Linked DNA regions of Homo sapiens: region 2 is linked to region 1. Evidence: read pairs that join two places in POLR2A ChIA-PET (ENCODE). Cell type or tissue: OCI-LY7. All regions are shown on one strand. Each heading gives the region's core, and the rest is flanking DNA. Links, peaks and the distances in the headings are about the cores only.

Region 1 (8,339 bases), core at 97-8,096:
CAGTTTATTATGGAAAATTGTGACACTAACTTAAAAGACAGTGTGAGGGAGATATGTAAATTGCCCAGTGGAAAATTAAATTAAAAACTGAATGTGGTTTTGAAAAAAAAAAAAGAAAAGCGAAAACTAGAATGAACCTTGTGGATGGATTAGAATTGGAAGCACTGGAGTGACCTAATGGTCTTTAATATATTAAGATAGATATAAATGTAAACATGTGTACACACATTTACATATATGTTTTCATGTCCATATTCATACACATTTATATGTATACACTCATATACATATCTATATGCTCATGTGTGTGTGTATACATGCACAAACACATGCATTGGTTAGTTCAATCCCCTGAAAGGACCTGGGAGTATTGACATCTCAATAGCAATAGCAAAACCATACCGAAATATTGCTTTCTAAATACCATTTTGAGAGCAGGCAGAGCAGTTGGCTCATGGATATATAGGCAGGCATTGACTATCAGGAGACCTATTAATTCCAGGGAGGCAGAAGGTGCAGCTACTTACAGTAAGAACACAGGAACTTGTAGTGATTCAAGGACCAAGCTTTGGGTCCAGACTAAAAGAGGGTTTGATCCCAGTTTTGGATTTACTAGCTAAATGATGTATGGGCAATAGGTTCCTTAACATTTTTGAGTCTCAGTTTCTCCAAATGGGATATTATAAGAATAAAAAGAGACAATCGGCTGGGCACAGTGGCTCATGACTGTAATTCCGACACTTTGGGAGGCCGAGGCAGGAGGATCACTTGAGGCCAGGAGTTTAAGACCAGCCTGGGCAATGTAGTGAGACTCTGTTTTGTTTGTTTGTTTGTTTTTGTTTTTTTAAATGGCTGAGTGCAGTGGCTCACGCCTGTAATCCCAGCACTTTGGGAGGCTGAGGTGGGTGGATCACCTGCGGTCAGGAGTTCGAGGCCAGCCTGACCAACATGGAGAAACTTCGTCTCTACTAAAAATACAAAACAAACAAACAAAAAATTATCTGGGTGTGGTGGCACATGCCTGTAATCCCAGCTACTTGGGAGGCTGAGGCAGGAGAATCACTTGAACCCAGGAGGCAGAGGTTGCAGTGAGCCAAGATCACGCCATTGCACTCCAGCCTGGGCAACAAAAAGCAAAACTCCGTCTCAAAAAAACATTTTTTTTTTCTAAATAGCCAGGCATGATAGTGCATGCCTGTGGTCCCAGCTGCTTGGAAGGCTGAGGTGGGAGGATCACTTGAGCCCAGAAGGTTAAGGCTGCAGTGAGCCATGATTGTGCCACTGCACTCCAGCCTGGGCACAGAGCAAAACCCTGTCTCTAAAAAAGAAAAGAGAGAGACAGAGAGACAGACAGACAGACAAAGAATGTAAGTAAATATCTGGCATGTTGTGAGCACTCAGTATTCTCACCTGGAACACCAGGAAGGCATGCTGCAGCAGCAAAACTCATCAAAGAAATAAGAAAAAACCCTCAGCAAGCTTTCCAAAATCTTCATCTGAGCTCAGAAGGCCAGAGACTTGGTAGAGTTCCAGGGGATTTCCAGTCCCATATACCAGCCATGAAATTAAGATGCAGCCCTTTTATGTTAATTAAGCCTAGTAATACAATTTGAGGTAGCAGATCTGTCTGATCTGTGTGTTGGATATTCCCAAGAGTGGGGGTGTAGGATGAGAGGAATTATGCCAATCTGATTTTATTCCACAAAACTAATAAGCAGGGGAAATTCCTATGAAAAGGCTGGGATCTCACCACTGTTCAAAAAAGAGCCAGTGTAAGTCTCCTCCATCCCGGACAGTGCTTACATCCAACCTGTCACCAAGCCTTCTGCCTCCACTTCCCCACAGCTGTTCTGTTTCTCTGCATTTCAAAGGACATACCTTGGTTTCAGCCCTCAATTCTGACTTGGTTATTTCATGCAAAACTTTTTTTCTTTTTTGTTTTTGAGATGGAGTCTCACTCTGTCGCCAGGCTGGAGTGCAGTGGCATGATCTTGGCCCACTACAACTTCTGCCTCCCAGGTTCAAGCAATCCTCCTGCCTCAGCCCCCTGAGTAGCTGGGACTACAGGTGCAAGCCACCACGCTCAGCTATTTTTTTTTTTTAGCTATTTTTTTTGTATCTTTAGTACAGCAGGGGTTTCACCATGTTGGCCAGGATGGTCTTGATCTCTTGACCTCGTGATCCACCCGCCTCGGCCTCCCGAAGTGCTGGGATTACAGACATGAGCCACTGTGCCCGGCCTCATGCAAAACTTTCTAACTTGACTTCCTGCCCCTAGCTTTTATGTCCTCTAAACCATTCTCCGTCTTGCCATGGACCGATTTCCCTTTTTCTAAGCATAAATCTGGTTATGCCACAGCACACTGACTCCTCAAATCCTGTTTCTTCCAGGATCAACTTCACACTTCTTAGATGGCATTCGATGACCTCCTAACAAATAATCTGCTACAACCAATAGAGGTCAGTCACACCCTGTCCCTTGGGATGATATTTTCACATTTCTACCTAAGCACTTTCCCTAGGTCTTCCTTCTTTCTCCGTTTTGCAAAAGATTGTTACTTTTTATATTCTGCCATTAAAAACATTTTAATTTTTTAATTTTTAATTTTTTTTGAGACAGAGTCTTGCGCTGTTGCCCAGGATGGAGTGCAATGGTGCGATCTCAGCTCACTGCAAACTCCACCTCCCGGGTTCAAGTGATTCTCCTGCCTCAGCCTCCTGAGTAGCTGGGATTACAGGTGCAAGCCACCACACCTGGCTAATTTTGTGTTGTTAGTAGAGACGCAAACTCCTGGTCTCAAGTGATCTGCCCGCCTTGGCCTCCGAAAGTGCTGGGATTACAGGCATGAGGAACCACACCCAGCTTCATCTTGTGTTTTGAAGAACAGAAAAATTCAGCTTGCAGGCAGAAGGGGCAAGTGCACAGAGAGAAGCAGAAATGAAATGCAGTGGGGTGCTCCTTCTACTTCTTTATTTCAGTCTCTGCCTGAGGGCTGGCTGCATTCCTGTGCTTGTGTCCAATGAGATAAGCCAGTATCTTTATTATAAATCCCACTTTCAGTTTAAATTAGTTCCCTAGAAGTTCCGCTATTTTTAACCAAATAACCTTTTTTTTTTTTTTTTTTTTTTTTAAGTCTTCCTCTGTTGCCCAGGCACCTGGCTCCAAATCACCTTAATTTAAGGAATTACGCTCAATCTTTCTGGGCGAAGAGCTTGTGACTTTATCATGTGGCTCAGTGTATCGCTAGGTTTTATTTACTGTAAGTCTTGCAGAGAATCTGGCACAGTTGGGCAGGGGATTTGAGGTGTTGTAAGCAAGGACTGATAGAAGGGTGTGTAGTTGGTTCATACAGAGTTTAGTAGGATGTTTCACTTTCACGAGGCTTATAGTAAGCATTAATAAATATTTGAACAGAGGAGTATTCCATACCTCATAAATCTAAATCTGATAAAAAATTAGAATTTAAAGTGATTGTTAATAGCTATCGTGTCGCACTGAGATATAGAAATTCAGTGATCATCCTTAATTGTTGCGCCTGTGGTCACTGTATTGGGTATCAGCCATATATTTATTTACCAGCTGACTTCTACCTTCCTGCAGCCGGTTTGCTGTTTGTTATGTAGGAAAATTCTAGTGCTGACACAGGAGACCACTCAAAGAAGCTTTTGAGAAGTTGCAAACGGCTTGGGACCTGAACAAGCACTTTTGCTTAGAATCTTTACTTTGATTTTGACACCTTCAGCCAAGTGTTGGTGTCTTGAGAATTCTCTTTCATCACTTCTTGACCCAGCTCCTCATATGTAATGGTGTTAGCTTGGCTAAGTTGGAACTATAGTTCCCAGAATCCCCTTCCCTGAATAATTTGTGTTAAAAGTTAGAAAAAGAGGAGCCTGCATGAGATATGGGTCATGGGAGATAGATGTGAACCAGCAGCCATTCTATGGGAGAAGGACACAGAGAGATTGGCATATCCCAACTTGTCCCACTCCCCACCACATTGAGAGACAGGTAAAGGTGGGGGTGAGTTCCATATGTCCTTGCTGTCTGCTCCACACCAAGTACAAGCACTTCCTCCCAAGTACAAGCCCTGATCACTAAGAGGGATCCCGCTGAGTTTCCACTTGGACAGCTGGAAGCCTGGCTTCTCACACTGGAACTTGCCCACCTGTGCCAGGAGGGCTGGTTAGTGACTTTTCTTTGATCTTCCGACGTCTGAGAATTCAGACCCTGAATTCTCCAGATTCTACAACAATAGTGGGTAGTAGTCATGTCTTGTTTGCTATCCCAGAAGTTATCACAGCTTCTAGCATATAATTAATTCTCAATAAACATTTACTAAATAAATGATCTTCAGGAGGGAGGGAGGGAGAGAGAGAGAGTAAGGTTGAGGAGGGGGAGGGAGGGGGAGAGAGAGAGAGAGAGAGTGTAAGTGTACTTCTCTTATTGAAGTGGCCCAGATGGTGGAAATTCTCTTCTGCACACTTTTGGCTAAGAGGAAAAGGTGCTTTCCAATCTCATATTACTTACTTTTAAAAATAATTCCACAAGGCACATTCCAAAAAAAAAAAAAAGACACTGTTGAAATAGAGAAACGAAAGTAGCTTGCTTGCTTAAGATCCCAGGGCAAGAGAGGAAGTAAACCAAAATAGAACTTGTAGTTACGTTTTCCTTAAGTATAACTCAAATCTACTCAGCAGTTCACTCAATTTTATCTCCCTCCCTTTATCAAACCCACTTTCTTTCATCATCACTTCTTCTGCCCCTACCCATAAACACACATATATGCTCATCCAAACACCAGCAACGTGTGTGTGTGTGTGTGTGTGTGTGTGTGTGTGTGTGTGTGTGTGTGTGTATGTTGAAAGTATAGTTCTCCAAAGGGGAATACATTCAAAACAATTCAACAGATACTTATTGAGCATCTATGTGTAAGAAAAATTGTGCTCTCTGCAGGCAAAGCAAGGATGAGTAGGGAGCAAATGTGTTGTGGCCCTCCCACTGGAGAAACTTTATACAAATTATTTGATGTGACACCATTTCTTTTTTTCTCTTTTTTTTTTTTTTCTGAGGCACAGTCACCCAGGCTGGAGTGCAGTGGCATGATCTCGGCTCACTGCAACCTCTGCTCCTCGGGTCAAGCAATTCTCCTGCCTCAGCCTCCTGAGCAGCTGGGATTACAGGCGTGCGCTACCATGCCTGGCTAATTTTTTGTATTTTTAGGATAGATGGGGTTTTGTCATGTTGGTCTCGAACTCCTGGCCTCAAGTGATCCACCCGCCTTGGCCTCCCAAAGTGCTAGGATTACAGGTGTGAGGCACCACACCTGGCCTGATGTGATACCATTCTTGGTTATTACCAAACTCCTGTCCTTAAACAGTGCCCTGTCTCTTTTTCATTCCTCCCTTGAGTCTTTGTGTTGTGTTTCCTCATGAAAATACCCCCAAAGTAGCTTAATGAGATTTAGCAGAAACAGATCTTCCAGGTCATGGCCCATTCAAGACAACATTTTTTTCAACTTCTATTTTAAGTTCAGGGGTTCATGTGTAGGATGTGAAGGTTTGTTACATGTGTCATGGGGGTTTGGTACACAGATTATTTCATCACCCTGCTATTAAGCCTAGTATCCATTATATCTAGTTATAATATTTTTCCTGATCCCCTCCCTCCTCTCCAAGAGAACATTTTATTATTCCCTAGGCAGGTGGTTCTTAACATTTGCCAGTAAACTTTTAACTGGGAAGCCTCTTTAAAATGCAGAATCCTGGGCTCCACTCCCTATCGCCCTTTTCCCTACTAAAATTCAGGATGTCTAGGAAATTTGTATTTTTCACAAGACTCTAAGTGATCATCTCACACCAGTGGTCTCTGGGCCACTCTTGGAGAAATGTCTAAAAACATCTGACAGAGAATCACCTTAAACACTTACTTGTAAAAAGCTGATTCTTTTTTTAAATTTTTATTTTAATATTTATTTATTTATTTTTGAGATGGAGTCTTGCTCTGTCACCAAGGCAGGAGTGCAGTGGTGCAATCTTGGCTCACTGCAACCTCCGCCCCCTGGGTTCAAGCAATTCTCCTGCCTCAGCCTCCCTAGTAGTTGGGATTACAGGTGTGCACTACCATGCCTGGCTAATTTTTGTATTTTTAGTAGAGATGGGGTTTTGCCATGTTGGCCAGGCTGGCCTCAAATTCCTGACCTCAAGTGATCTGCCTGCCTTGGCCTCCCAAAGTGCTGGGATTACAGGTGTGAGGCACCGTGCCCAGCCAATTCTTTTTTTTTTTTTTTTTTTTTTTTGAGACCGTCTTGCTGTGTTGCCCAGGCTGGAGTGTAGCGATGCGATCTCAACTCCCTGCAACCTTCACCTCCTCCCCAGTTCAAGCAATTCTCATGCCTCAGCCTCCCAAGAAGCTGGGATTACAGACATGCACCACCACACCCAGCTAATTTTTGTGTTTTTGGTAGAGATTAGGTTTTGCCATGTTGCCCAGGCTGGTCTCGAACTCCGGGCCTCAAGCAATCTGCCTGCCTTGGCCTCCCAAAATGCTGAGATTACAGGCCTAAGCCACCATGCCTGGCCTAAAAAGCTGATTCTTGATCCCTGGCCCATACTATCTGAATCCGAATATTTGAGGTCAGAGCCTGGTAATATGCATTTTAACGTCATTCCCCACTTAATTCTTATGGATTCCAGAGAGCTTCCTCTGAGAAGTATTGTTCAATCTACTCTACATTAAAGGCCATAAAAGCTCTCTGTAGAGAGAAATAGAAACATGCAGGGCCCTCCTCTTTAATAAACATTGATTTTAAAATCCTTCCTAATCATTAGAATTTGTTCCCAGTTTATTGCGGATCTGAGCATATCCCGGGAAATGGCTGAGTTCTGAAGGTCAGTGGCCCTTATGCCCTCTGAGGTAGTCAGGATTACTGATGGGCCCATCCCACCTAGCCCCGGTTTGCTGACTAATCATCTTCAGGTTCATCAAACAGGAATCAGAACCTCAGGGCCAGGAGCGGTGGCTCACGTGGGTAATCCCAGCACTTTGGGAAGCCAAGGTAGGTGGATAACTTGAGGTCAGGAGTTCAAGACTAGTCTGGCCAATATGGTGAAACCCTGTCTCTACTAAAAATACAAATAGAAAAGTCAGCTGGGCGTGATGGTGGGTGCCTGTAATCCCAGGTACTCGGGAGGCTGAGGCAGAATTGCTTGAACCTTGGAGACAGAGGTTGCAGTGAGCCAAGATTGTGCCATTGCACTCCAGCCTGGGCAACAGAGCGAGACTATGTCTCAAAAAAAAAGAAAAAAAAAAAAAAAGGACCTCAGAAGCCTAAGTGGTGTTCAGAACCATCTTCCTGGATAATGGGGACTGTGGTTTTTCTGGGGCCAACCTCAGATCACCACTTGTCTTCCCAACTCTACCCCAAAACTCTGTCTAACATTTCATACCAGATGCAAGGTTTCTTTTCTTCCTTGAGACAGGATCTTGCTCTGTCACCCAAGCTAGAGTGCAATGGTGCCATCATAGCTCTCTGCAGCCTTAATCTCTGGGGCTCAAGCAATCCTCCCACCTCAGCCTCCCAAGTACCTGGGACTACAGGCACGCAACTGCCACATCTGGCTATTTTATTTATTTATTTATTTATTTCGAGATGGAGTCTCTGTTGCCCAGGCTGGAGTGCAGTGGTGTGATCTCGGCTCACTGCAACTTCCACTTCCCGGGTTCAAGTGATTCTCCTGCCTCAGCTTCCTGAGTAGCAAGGACGACAGGCATGTGCCACCATGCCTAGCTACCTTTTTTTTTTTTTTGTATTTTTAGTAGAGACAGAATTTCACCATGTTGACCAGGCTGGTCTCAAACTCCTGACCTCAAATGATCCGCCTGCCTCGGCTTCCCAAAGTGCTGGGATTGCAGGCATGAGCCACTGTGCCCAGCCTAATTTTAAAATATTTTAGTAGAGACGGGGTCTCATTATGTTGCCTAGACTGGTCTCGAACTCCTGGGCTCAAGCCATCCGCCCACCTCAGCCTCTCAAAATGTTGGGATTACAGGCGTGAGTTACCGCAACCGCCCCTCATTTAGTCTTAATTACCTCCTTAAAGGCCTTATCTTCAAATATAATTACATTAGGGGTTAGGGCTTCAACGAATGAATTTTGAGGGGGCACAATTCAGTCCTTAACAGCAGCTACGTGTGGCATGTTGCTGCTTTGTAGCTTCTCTTTTGGAGAATTATGAACTCCAAGTGTACTTTTCGAATCTGTAATCATTGAACTTACAATTATTATTATTATTATTTAGAGATGCGGCCTTTTTATGCGGCCCAGGCTGACCTTGAACTC
Region 2 (8,339 bases), core at 185-8,184, 290 kb before region 1:
ATTCATCCGGTTGTTACATGTTTCAATAGCTTGTCCCTTTTGCTGAATAGCATTCCTGAGTCTCTGCCTTTAATTGGAAGTGGTTAGTCTATTTATATTTAATGTGATTATTGATATTGTTGAGTTTAAATCAACCATCTTACTCAGGGATCAGCAAACTATGAGCTTGGGGATTAAATCACACTCACCAAGTGTTTTTTCTTATTTTATTTTATTAGACACAGTCTCATTCTGTTGTCCAGGCTGGAGTGCAGTGGTGTGATCTCAGCTCACTGCAACCTCCGCCTCCCGGGTTCAAGTGATTCTTGTGCCTCAGCCTCCCAAGCAGCTGGAGTTACAGGTGCATGCCACCATGCCTGGCTGGTTTTTGTATTTTTTAGTAGAGACGGGGTTTTGCCATGTTGGCCAGGCTGGTCTCGAACTCCTGACCTCAGGTGAGCCACCCACCTTGGTCTCCCAAAGTGCTGGGATTATAGGCATGAGCCACTGCACCGGGCCACTAAGTGGTTTTTTTTTTTTTTTAATAATTAAAGTTGTATTGGAACATGGCTTTATTTATTTATTTATTTATTTATTTATTTACTATTGTCTGTGACTGCTTTTGTGTTACAATGACAGAGTTCAGTAGTTGTGATAGAGACCCATATGGCCCACAAAGCCAAAAATATCTACTCTGTGGCCCTTTACAGAAAAAGTTTTTAAGCCCTGATTATGCTATTTGTTTTCTATTTGTCCCATCTGTTTTTTGTTGATTTTGCAGCAGGAATGTGAATTTAAGAGAGATATTACAGTGGCTGGTGCCTGTTAGAATATCTATAGATGCTTTCCTCAGATAAAATTTTAGACCTGACAGAAGGTGTCTATATTCATTTTTTATTGTGTGTAACAAATTACCACAATTTAGTGGCTTAAAATAACATGCATTTATTATCTCACAGTTTCCGTGCATCAGGAGTTTGGGCACAGTGTAGTTGAGTCCTTTGCTTAGGATCTCATAAGGCTGCAATAAAGCTATTGGCCAGGCTGTATTATGTAGAGGCTCAATTATGAAGAAATCTGCTTCCACACTTATTCAGGTCATTGGCAGAATTCATTTCCTTGGAGCTGTATGACTGAGGGCCTGGCTTTTTATTGACTGTCAGGTGAAAGCCTCTCTCAGGTCCTAGGGATTGCCTATAGTTTCCCTGCTACATGACTGTCTCCATGGTGGTTTGCTTTTCAAGGCCTGCAGGAAAGCTTCTTACTCCAGTCTGCTCATACTGTATTCTATAATGTAACATAATCAAGAGAGTGGCATCTCATCACTTTCCCACATTCCGTCAATTAGAAGCAAGTCACAGGTTCTTCCTGCATGCAAGGGGATTATATGAAGACATGACTCATTAAGGATCACTGTCATGTATGTCTGCCACAGAAACCATAAGAAGGCATTAATAACTGTAATCTATAACCTTACATTAACCATTGATTTCTGTCAAAAGCTGGAAATGATGAGATTAACAATAAAGAACCTAATGTAGCTAAAGTTCTGGTTAGAATATTTAGAGTTTTCTGAAACTACATAATAAGCAGAGCTTTCCACTCTAATAATACCAATATTTTAAACAAGCACTTGTAAATTCATTATTGTATTTGATGTATTTCTCAGGATAGTGCCATGAGGTAGATAGGTATCCCTGTTTATAGATGAAGAAACTGAGGATTAGTAAAGCCTCAGTTTTACAAATTACACAGCCTCAAAAAAAATTACACAGCCAGTAAGTGATGGAATAGGTGTTTCATTAGTAACTTAAAATCTCTGTTTCTGTCACCAAAGTAGAATTGTAGCATAGAATTATGGATGGTGTGGATATTCATCAAATATGCTTTGATGATGAGGAAAGTTTGATTTTATATGTAAATACTAATAAGTTCTATGTGAAAATGCAAATAAAATGAGATCTTTTTAAGAGTGCAGCATTTCGTATGTTTGGCAGTAAAATATTTTTAATCCTCAAAATATTTCCTTAAGTGGTATCTCTATTTTACAGAAGAGATCGAGGTCTAAGCAGGTTGTCATTTGCTCAAGCTCATACAGTTGGTATGTGGTAGAACCATAGTCTGACTTCAGAATCTAGGATGAACCTAATTCAATCAAAATATCCTTCTGTTTTGGCATTGCATTACTAAATTGTATAGCTGGAAGGCAGCTATACTAGTGTTTTACTGTATATCTCTATTCCAGTAATTTCATCTCTACTTAATTGTTATCATCTGTTAAGTGGGATTGTTTATCTGCACTTGATAGTAAAATACGGTCTACTTAGGCTTGGATGAAAAAATCTTTAGTGAACTTTACCTATCATCTATAGGATCATGTTGTTCTGCTAAAAAAAAAAAAACTCCCAGTTAAGCCTCAAAACTTAAGATTTTTAGTTCATGGCCACGTATGATGGTTCAAGCATGTAATCCCAGCACTTTGAGAGGCCTAGGTGGGTAGATTGCATGAGCCCAGGAGTTTGAGACCAGCATGGGGAACATGGAGAAACCCCATCTCTAAAATAAAAATTAAAAAATAGAAAAATTTTAGTTCATGGCCTTTCTCTTTGAAGATAGCATATTACACATCTCAAAAGTCATGTGCTCAAGTCAGTTGTTCTTGTTGGATTTTAAAGGAGTTCCTTTATTGATATAAAATAATTAGCAAAAGTGAATTATGTGTTATTTAGCATAAAAACAAAGTTTTTGTTCTTTTATAAATATGATTGATATAGTTATTTTGCATATATAGTATTAACAAATTATAGTTAACAATAATTTTTTTCTTTTCGTTTGTCTCTACCTGTTTTATTGTTGATTTTTCAGTCACAGCAAACTGTACAATGGCAGTTGAGTGGGTTTTGAAAAACGTCTGAATTGTAGTGTCTACATCTACCTTCTGCCTTCTCTCTACCCTTTGAAAAAAAATAAATGGCATGTTTGAGAAGAGAGCTCTATTAAAAGAGGAATATTGCAAATGGCTTCAGATTCTATGAGTAGTAAACAAGCTAGGAATCACATTACAAAGGGGAAAAGGCAACAACAGCACCAGCAAATAAAGAACAGATCCTCAATTAGTGATGGTGATGGAGAAGATTCCTTTATTTTTGAAGCAAATGAAGCTTGGAAAGATTTTCATGGTTCTCTTCTTCGATTTTATGAAAATGGAGAACTCTGTGATGTCACACTCAAGGTGAGATTGCCTTTTTTGTACTTTTCTCAGGCCTCTTCAGTGTAATATGAGAAATGGGGGTTTCTGTAACCATACAAGGCAAATTTTGTTGCTATACATATTTGATACAGTCAGAATGCTTTTAGTCTCAATCTTTTTTTTTAGTGTAGGAGAAAGGACATAGAGGGTAAATGAAGAGAAGTTAGCATAAGATAAAATTATTGTACTAATTTAATGTTGATATTCATTATCTCTTAGTTAACTTCTGAGAGTTCTGAAACCCTAGAACAACAAATATTATTAGTGAAATTAATAAATTGCTGTTGACCAGATAAGCTTTTCACTTGTGAATTTAAATATCTTGATGTATTTGCTTACTCTGAATACAGAAGTAAGTTAGAAGTCAGGAATTTTGGATTGTTTACTCAGCTATACTAGTGTTTTACTGTATATCTCTATTCCAGTAATTTAATCTCTACTTCATTGTTACCATCTGTTAAGTGGGATTGTTTATCTACACCTGATAGTGAAATATAATCTACTTAGCCTTGGATGAAAAAGTCCTCAGTGAACTTTGCTCATCATCTGTAGGATCATGTTGTTCTCCTAAAAGCAACCAGTTTTAATAAAATTGGAAAAGTGATAAAGCAGTATGGAAAAGCCTTTGTTGATTGTTTCTCATTACACATTTAAAGTACTTTCTTCTTATCTCTCAGTGAAATATTAAAATTTTTTGGTGAACTCTTGGGCTTAAGCAGTCCTCCTGCCACAGCCGCCTGAGCAGCTGGGACTAGATGCATGCACCACCGTGCCTGACTAATTTAAAACATTTTTTTTGTAGAGATGGGGTCTTGCTATGTTGCCCAGGCTGGTCTCAAACTCGGGCTCAAATGATCCTACTGCCTTGGGCCTCCCAAAAAGCTGGGATTATAACTGTGAGCCACTGTGCTAATGATAGATAATTATTTCTCATAGTTCTGAAGGTTGGGAAGTCTAAAATCAAGGTACCAGCAAGTTTGGTGTCTGGTGAGGGCTGCCCTCTCTGTTTCTCAGATTTTGCTTGTTACAGCATCCTCCAGAGGGGATGAACACTGTGTCCTCACATGGAAGGCAGAAGGACAAAATGGGCCTAAGCTAGTTCCCTCCAGTCCTCTCTTAAGGCACTAATCCATTCATGAGCACAGAGCCCTTATGATTTCATCATTTCCCAAAGGTTCCCCCTCTTAATATTAGCACAGTGGGGATTAAGTTTCAACACATGATTTTGGAGGACATTTAGAAGATAGCACAGATGTAATTTAATAGAAGAGAAAAATAATAATGGCGAAAGTGATCCTATAGTTAACACTTAAGCATTCTATATTAAGAAATTTTAAGATTCTGTGTTTAAGGAAGATCACCTTTACTTCATCCATTCCGCTAGTAAATCAGTATTTTAATCTTTTTCATGTTTCTCAGAAAGGGGTATAATCATGTGCCACATAAGGACATTTTGGTCAACGATGGACCCCATATACAGTGGTGGTCCCATAAGATTAGAATGGAGCTGAAAAATTCCTATCACTTAGTAATGTTGTAGCTATCATAATGTCCTAGCACAGTGCTTTACTCACATGCTTGTGGTGATGCTGGTGTAAACAAACTTACCTCATTGCCAGTTGTATAAAAGGTATAACACATGGTTATATATAGTGCCTAATACCTATTCATGCTAATAAATGATTATGTTACAGGCTTATGTATTTACTCTACTTCTTATTGTTTTTGTAGAGTGTACTCTTGCTACTTCTAAAGAAGAAACATTACATAAAAAAAGAAAAAAATTGCAGAAAGTTGATTCTTAATAAAAACAAGAAAAGAAAAAACGTTAACTGTAAAAACAGCCTTAGGCAGGTCCTTCAGAAGGTATTCAAGAGGAAGGCATTGTTACTATAGGAGATGACAGCTCCATGTGTCCTCTCCTTTCCAGTAGGACAGGATCTGGAGGCGGAAGACAGTGATATGGATGATCCTGACTTGATATAGATGCAGGCTACTGTCTGAGTTTGTGTCTTAGTTTTTAACAAAAAAGTTTAAAAAGTAAAAGAAAAAAATTTTAAGTAGAAAAAAGTTTTTGGAATAAGCATATAAAAACATTTTTGTAGAGCTGTGCAATGTGTGTGTTTTAGGCTAAGTGTTATTACAAGAGTCAAAAAGTTTTAAAAAATTGAAGTTTATGGAAAAAGTCACAGTAAGCTAAGGTTAATTATGAAAGAAAGAAAAATATTTTTTTTAATTTAGTGTAGCATAAGTGTACAGTGTTTATAAAGTCTACAGTAGTGTACAATAAAGTCCTAGGCTTTCCCATTCACTCACCACTCAGTAATTCACCCCGAGCCACTTCAGGCCCTGCAGCTCCATTCATAGCAAATACCTTATACGGGTGTACTTTAAAAAAAATACCTTATACTGTATTTTTACTGTACCTTTCCTATGTTTATATGTTTAGATATGCAGATAGTTACCATTCTGTTTCAGTTGCCTACAGTGTGCAGTACAGTAATAAGCCATGCAGGTTTGTAGTCTGAGAGCAACAGGCTGTACCATATAGCCCAGGTATGTAATAGGCTATACCATCTAGATTTGTGTAAGTACATTCTGTGATATTTGCACAATGATAAAATCACCTGACACATTTCTCAGAATGTATCCCCATCCTTCAATGACACATGACTGTATTAGAACTGCTTACTACAGCCTACGTGTGTAGTATAAGCTACGTACATAGGCTATATGGTATAGCTTGTTGTTGCTGGGATATAAGCCTGCGTAGCCTATTACCATACTGAAAACTGTATGCAGTTGTAACACAATGGTATTTATCTAAACATATCTAAACAGAAAAGGTACAGTAAAAAGTAGGCAAAGGACATGAACATATACTTCTCAAAAGAAGACCCACAAGTGGCCAACAAATACATGAAAAAATAACTCATCATCACCAGTCATTAGAAGAATGCAAACCAGAACCACAAAGAGATACCATCTCACATCAGTCAGAATGGCTTTTGTTAAAAAGTCAAAAAATAACAGATGTTGGCAAGGCTGTGGAGAGAAGGGAACACTTATACACTGTTGGTGGGAATGTAGATTAGTTCAGCCACTGTGGAGAGCAGTTTGGATACTTCTCAAAGAACTGAGACTTGAACTACCATTCAACCCAGCAATCCTCCTAGTGGGTATATACCCAGAGGAAAATAAATCATTCTATCAAAAAGACACATATACCCGCATGTTCATTGCAGTGCTATTCACAAATAGCAAAGATATGGAATCAGCCCAGGTGCCCATCAGTGGTGGATTGGATATGGAAAATGTGTTATATATACACTGTGGAATACTACACAACCATAGAAAAGAATGAAATCATGTTATTTGCAGCAACATACACGCAGCTGGAAACCATTATCCTAAGTGAACTAATAAAGAAGCAGAAAACCAAATACCACTTGTTCCCACTTGTAAGTGGGAACTAAATATTGAGTAAACATGGTCATGAAAATGGGAAAAATAGTGGTGGATACAATATGGGGGAAGGAGGGAAGGCGGTGGGGGTATGAATTGAAATAAACTGTTTATTTTATGTTGTGTATTATGCTCACTACCTGGGTTATAGATTCATTTATACACCAAACCTCAGCATGATGCAATATATCTATGCAACAGACCTACACATGCACCCCTAATTCTAAAGTAAAAGTTGAAAAAAGCAAAATATGTATATATATTTACAATAAAAGAAAAATATAAATTTAAAATAAAAATAAAACTGTAAGAATGAAGGAATAGTAAATTATTTTTTACTTTATAAGGGGAAAGGATTATAGGCTTATTTTATTATTTTGAGACAAGGTCTTGCTCTGTCACCCAGGCTGGAGTACAGTGATGCAGTCATGGGTCATGGCAACCTCCACCTCCTGGACCCAAACCCTACTCCACCCCCTGAGTAGCTGAGACTACAGGTGCACACCATCACACCCAGTTAATTTTTGCACTTTTTGTAGAGAGGGGGTTTGGCCATGTTGCCCAGGCTGGTCTTGAACTCCTGGACTCAAGCGATCTGTCTGCCTCAGCCTCCCAAACTGCTGGGATTACAGGCATGAGCCACCATGCCTGGCCTCTAGTAATTTAAAAAATATTTCCCTTTACATACAGCTTTTAAGAAGCACAATGTTATTTTATTTGTATATTATATATACACTCTTCACTATTCATTTTAAATACAAAGCAGATCTTGAGATATGTAGAAACCTAAGCCATCTTTAAAGTTGAGGATGTTCTTATTTATAAAGGTTTTCCTTTACATTCTGATTTCACTATTTTTGTAATTATAACTAAACTGTGATTTGTTATAACTCATGATCACAAATTGAGCATGTATCTGTACCTCATTAAAATTGTATTTAGACATTAAAAAGAAAAAGAAAAAGAGGCCACAGATAGCTGCTCTGTGCCTTCCACCATCTGAAGACACAAAGAAGAGTTGGCATCAGTGAACTTAGAGCAAGTCCTTACCAGACATGGATTTGCCAGTGCCTTGATCTTGAACTTTCTAGTCTCAAGAACTATGAGAAATAAATTATGTTGTTTATCAGCCACCCAGTGATAGTTTGTTATAGCAGCCTGAATAGACTAAACAGTAAGCTTTTTTTTTTTTTTTTAAAGACAGAGTCTCACTCTGTCACCCAGGCTGGAGTGCAATGGCACGATCTTGGCTCACTGCAACCTCTGCCTCCCGGGTTCAAGCGATTCTTCCACGTCAGCCCCCCGAGTAGCTGGGATTATAGGCACCCACCATCATGCTCAGCTAATTTTTGTATTTTTATAGAGATGGGGTTTCACCATGTTGGCCAGGCTGGTCTTGAACTCCTGACCTCAGGTGATCCGCCTACCTTGGCCTCCCAAAGTGCTGGGATTACAGGCATGAGCCACTGCCCCTGGCCAGTAGGTTATTTTTTATTTTGAAGTATCAAGATTATTATTACCTACAAAGTTATGCAACTGTATATCCACTATAATAGTATTTACAGTAATCAAAAAGTCATAATGTAAATGTCAAAACAACATTGAAATAGTAATGAATAATATACATGTAGAGTAAAAGATATTA

Evidence for each region. ChIA-PET counts read pairs that join two places held together with the same protein. Peaks named below come from ENCODE experiments on the same cell type or tissue, not always from the same donor. Only the 100,000 strongest peaks of a DNase experiment are listed, where the experiment ranks them.
Region 2: POLR2A ChIA-PET joins it to region 1 with 5 read pairs; 2 of 35 experiments call an interaction of 5 or more read pairs at or near these places.

Annotation. Positions count from the first base shown.
Region 1 is chr4:86,904,686-86,913,024 of GRCh38, reverse strand. It overlaps a transcript of C4orf36 not described here and the pseudogene ARPC1AP4. Among named protein-coding and RNA genes, the nearest start is that of C4orf36, 16 kb to the right of the region's middle. In OCI-LY7, for the core only: a CTCF peak has its summit at 2,395; a DNase peak (open chromatin) is centred at 4,539; H3K4me3 peaks cover 606 bases.
Region 2 is chr4:87,190,196-87,198,534 of GRCh38, reverse strand. It overlaps KLHL8 (kelch like family member 8), which reads left to right. Exons shown (of 10, transcript NM_020803.5): 2 at 2,845-3,211. The coding sequence starts at 2,996. Among named protein-coding and RNA genes, the nearest start is that of KLHL8, 26 kb to the left of the region's middle. In OCI-LY7, for the core only: no CTCF peak of the experiment used is centred there; no DNase peak of the experiment used is centred there.